Regions from separate parts of the Homo sapiens genome. Here region 1 is linked to region 2. A link is an interaction called in ENCODE POLR2A ChIA-PET data of the cell type or tissue named here. Cell type or tissue: GM12878. All regions are shown on one strand. Region 1 overlaps XPR1 (xenotropic and polytropic retrovirus receptor 1). Region 2 overlaps STX6 (syntaxin 6).

Region 1 (2,500 bases), 140 kb after region 2:
GCAATTCTCCCAACTCAGCCTCCTGAGTAGCTGGGACTACAGGCATGCGCCACTACTCCCGGCTAATTTTTCTATTTTTAGTAGAGATGGGGTTTCACCATGTTGGCCAGGCTGGTCTTGAACTCCTGACCTCAAATGATCCACTCACCTCAGCCTCCCAAAGTGCTGGGATTACAGGTGTGAACCACCGTGCCTGGCCCTGATTGATTTTTGAATGTTAAATCTTACATTCCTAGAACGAACCTAACTTGTATTACCCTTTTTATATATTGTTGAATTCATATGCTAATATTTCATTCAGGATTTTTACAACTGTGTACATGAGACAGATTAGTTTTTATTAAAATGTCATTGTAGGCTTATATATCAAAGTTATGCTGGCTGCAGAGAACAAACTAGAAAGTGTTTCCTTTTATGCTCTTTTTTTTTCTGGAAGAGTTTTGTATAAAATTGGTTAATATTTCTTCCTCAAATATTTGAAAGAATTCCTGGGCCTGGCGTTTTCTTTGTGCAAAGTATTTTAACATGAATTTAATTTCTTTAATACAGATTTTCTATTTCTTCTTTATTGGTTTTGGCACACTGCTTTTTCAGTAATTTGTCCATTCATCTAAATTTTTAAATTTATTGATATAAAGTTGCTCATAAGATAGTCTTACTCTTTAAATAAATGTCTTTAGGTTTTTTGATATTCATAATTTGTACTTCCTTTTCTTTTTTGCTTTATCAGTCTTAAGTACTTTATCAACAGTATTTGGCATTTTAAGGAAATTAAGTTTGGCTTTATCATTAATAATTTTCTGTATTGTGTGTTTGTTTTCTGTTCCATTAATTTACGTTCTTTATATTTACTTCTACTTTCTTTTGGGATTTGCTGTTTTTTAAATCTTTCTTATTTCCTGAGCTATATACTTTTCTGATATATACATGTAAAGTTACACATTTCCTTGTAAGCATGGCCCTAGCTGCATTTTACATTTTTCTCTTTTATCACATTTTCAATTACATTCTGTTCAAAAAAAAATTTTTTTTTTTTTTTTTTTTGAGACGGAGTCTTGCTCTGTCACCCAGGCTGGAGTGCAGTGGCATGATCTTGACTCACTGCAACCTCTGCCTCCCAGGCTCAAGTGACCCTTACACCTCAGCCTCCTGAGTACCTGGGACTACAGGCGCGCACCACCATGCCCAGCTAATTTTTGTATTTTTTGTAGAGATGTGTTTTGCCATGTTGCCCAGGCCAGTGTCAAACCCCTGAGTTCAAGTGATCTGCCCACTTTGGCCTTCCAAAATGCTGGGATTACAGGCATAAACCATCATGCCTGGCTACTCAAAATATTTTAAAATTTGCATTACAATTTTGACCTGGGGTTATCAGACATGTACTGCTTAATTTCTAAACATTTGGGACTTTTGAGTTATCTTTTTGTGATTATAATCCCTGCAATTTGTTGAGACTTCCTTTATGGCACAGTGTAAGGTTAATTTTGGTAAATGTTCTACATGTATTTAAAAGAATATGTATTTAGTAGTTGGATGCAGTTCTCTACGTATGTCATTCAGGTTTAATTAATTAACTGACCCGTTATTTATCTATCACTGAAGGAAATATGTTAAAATCTGAAATTGTAAATTTACTTGTAGCAACGCCAGCTTTTGCTTTACAAAATTTTAAGGCATTTTATTAGGTGCATACAAATTTTAATTGGCAGTCACAAGTGAATTTCAAAGTCTACAGATTTGGCAAATTTCTATAGTGCAAAGGTAGTGTTAGTGCTCTGTTTATCTTGGGGCTCCTGTTTTCATTTAGATTTTGGATTATCTTGTCTGATTTTTTTTTAGAATATTTAAACACTTTTTTTTTTGAGACGGAGTTTTGCTCTTGTTGCCCAGGTTGGAGTGCAACAGTGCAGTCTTGGCTCACTGCAACCTCTGCCTCCTGGATTCAAGCGATTCTCCTGCCTCAGCCTCCCGAGTAGCTGGGATTACAGGTGCCCACCACCATGCCCAGCTAATTTTTGTATTTTTAGCAGAGACAGCGTTTCACCATGTTGGCCAGGTTGGTCTTGAACTCCTGACCTCAGGTGATCCACCGGCCTCGGCCTCCCAAAGTGTTGGGATTACAGGAGTGAGCCAGTGCACCTGGCCAGATTTAAACACATTTTATCTAGCATTTTTATTGTTTTCAGTGAGAAGGCTGGGCTGAATAACTCAGACTGCCAAATTGCAAAAAATGATTGATTTCTGTTTTAAGCCATTTTACCTCCCAATTTCCACTTATCCTTTCAATGGAACCCCGTTCTAAAGAAGCTTTTAAGTCATCATCAATGGTTATTTTAACTTTGTAAGAATTAACCTCTGGGCCGGGCACAGTAGCTCACGCCTGTAATCCCAGCACTTTGGGAGGCCGAGGTGGGTGGATCAACTGAGGTCAAGAGTTCGAGATCAGCCTGGCCAACATGGTTTTCCAATTCTAAGGCTGAGGAGAAATTTGAGAAAAGTT
Region 2 (2,500 bases):
ATATATTGTGTAAGATTTTGCAGTAGAGTTGAGATGCTGTGGAGATTGAAAAAAAAAGAAAGACCCATGCTGGGAATGCTGGTCAATCTGGGCCTTAAAGGAAGTGTCTGCTGAGGTGTAAGGCTCTTCTAGGCTGGGGAAACAACTGAGTGGAAGTCAAGAACCAGGAATGAGAAAGATAAAGATGGGAAGAAGACCTGCCAACTGAAACAGAATTTGTTCAGTGAGAAACCATGCTTGATACTAAAGTCAGCCAGTTTGGGTTAGGAGGAGGAGTGGGAGAGGGTTTGAATACCTGCCTGAGGAGTTTAAATTTAATCTGATTTCTATCATAAATTCTAAATCAGGAGGCAGTTTTTAAACTAGCAGTTACTATTCACTTGCTTATAGTCAGCTTTTAAGGGTTCAAACCCAGATCTTCTGATTCTACAAAGAAAACAGATTTGTGGGCCAGGTGCGATGGCTCATGCCTGTAATCCCAGCACTTTGGGAGGCCAAGGCAGGCGAATCATGAGGTCAGGAATTCGAGACCAGCCTGGCCAACATGGTGAAACCCCATCTCTACCAAAGATACAAAAAATTAGCTGGGTGTGGTGGTGGGCACCTGTAGTCCCAGCTACTTGGGAGGCTGAGGCAGGAGAATTGCTTGAACCCTCTTTTGCAGTGAGCTGAGATCACGCCACTGCACTCCAGCCCTGGTGACAGTGCAAAACTCCCTCTCAAAAAAAAAAAAAAAGATTTGTGTGGAAGTTTTGGAAAAATGCAATTAAATAAGTCTTGGTAATAGAAAGTGTCTTATAATCAGGGTTGGAAGAACTTGAGGCAAGCAGCCAATATGTCTGAGCCCCAAGGTCTCTTATTTATGTTTAAGGAGCACAAACTAGATTATCTTGAAAGTTCTTTCCAGATCTGAAAATTCAGTGATTGGATTTAAGTAGAGGTTGTGCAAGGTAAGGAGGAGGAGGAGTCAAAAATGACTCTTGTCTAGACAAGTGTTGAAACTTGGAAAATGGTGGCACTATTGGCTAAAATGAGGAAGCTAGAAAGGGAAGCAGATTTTTCTATTTTGTTTGTTTTGAATACATTATGTTTTGTAGGGAGGATATGATTAATTTGGTTTTAGGCAAATGGAATGATCCTATAGGCAGCTAAAAATATAGGAATTAAGCCTGGCTGAGTGGTTAGGGTTGGAAGTATAGTGGGGGAGTCATCAGCTTAAGAGGGGTGCTTTGAACTTGTGAATGCTGATGAGCACATAGAGGCCACAAAGAGTACTGAGAAACATTGGGATCCAGTGGAGGAAGAGGAAGGAGAAAACTGGTAGAAAACTAGAACAGCACAATGTCACAGAGACAGAGAAAGTGAGAGTTTCAAGCAAATAGATATAATGGGCCATAGTGTCAAGTGCACCAAAAATGAGGACAAGTTAAATTCACTCGTGACTTTGACCTGCAGTGTCATTGGTGGAGTTGTGGAAGCAGCAGTAAGTTAGGGTCAAAAATTGTATATAATTGTAGGTAACTGAGTAAAAATGATGTTTCATTTTCACAAGAGTAATTACAAAATATGTCACAGTGTGGTTGAATTTGGAAATGGCAATAAAGTCAAGTAAAGGGTGTGCATGTGTTTCCTTTCAAATACAAACGATGTGAATGTAGAAGTCAAGCAATAAAAAGAGTTCCTCTCTTTCTGGAGAGATGAGTGGTGAAACCAGGTTTGTGGGGTATGGGGCAGGAACCAGTTGGAGAAGAGTGAGGAGTGGGAGTCTGATGTGTTGCAGAGGCTCACTCAACCTGAATTTTTCATGTTTCATTACTAGAATGGAAACTTTCAGCCTTGACTAGCCTCTTTTACTGTATTGATGAAATGGGGATCCCTCTGTAAAGACTTGCAGAGTAGGTGCTGTCCCAGATAAAAGAGTTGTGGCAGATTGTATTTTTTCCATTGATGGCTGCACCAATAAATGTTCTGTCCTGTGTTGCTTTTCTTTCTTTTTTTTTCTTTTTTTTTTTTGAGATGGAGTCTTGCTCTGTCTCCCAAGCTGGAGTGCAGTGGTGCAATCTCGGCTTACTGCAACCTTCGCCTCCTGGGTTCAAGCGATTCTTCTGCCTCAGCCTTCTGAGTAGCTGGGTTTACAGGTGCATGCCACCACACCCGGCTAATTTTTGTATTTTTAGTAGAGACGGTTTGACTGTATTGGCCAGGCTGGTCTCGAACTCCTGACCTGGTGATCCACCCACCTCGGCTTCCCAAAGTGCTGGGATTACAGGCGTGAGCCACCACGCCCGGCTGTTTGTTTTTATTAAATTGTGAAGCTGGCATTCTTTTATCAAACTGGAGTTTGTATTCCCTTCCTTTGAACCTGGGCAGACCTTTATAAACTGCTTTGACTAGCAGATTGAAGCAGAAGTGACGCTGCTTGACTCCTGAAGCTTAAGTCATAAAAGACAACCACTATACCTTCCATCTGCATCTTTCATCTTGGAACACAAGTATAGGC

Evidence for each region. Peaks named below come from ENCODE experiments on the same cell type or tissue, not always from the same donor. Only the 100,000 strongest peaks of a DNase experiment are listed, where the experiment ranks them.
Region 1: POLR2A ChIA-PET joins it to region 2 with 6 read pairs; 4 of 35 experiments call an interaction of 5 or more read pairs at or near these places.

The regions. Positions count from the first base shown.
Region 1 is chr1:180,874,053-180,876,552 of GRCh38, reverse strand. All of the region lies in intron 13 of XPR1 (xenotropic and polytropic retrovirus receptor 1), which reads right to left. Among named protein-coding and RNA genes, the nearest start is that of LINC02816, 31 kb to the left of the region's middle. In GM12878, no CTCF peak of the experiment used is centred here; no DNase peak of the experiment used is centred here.
Region 2 is chr1:181,013,907-181,016,406 of GRCh38, reverse strand. All of the region lies in intron 1 of STX6 (syntaxin 6), which reads left to right. Among named protein-coding and RNA genes, the nearest start is that of STX6, 7.7 kb to the left of the region's middle. In GM12878, no CTCF peak of the experiment used is centred here; DNase peaks (open chromatin) are centred at 1,525 and 1,799; H3K4me3 peaks cover 697 bases; H3K27ac peaks cover 1,182 bases.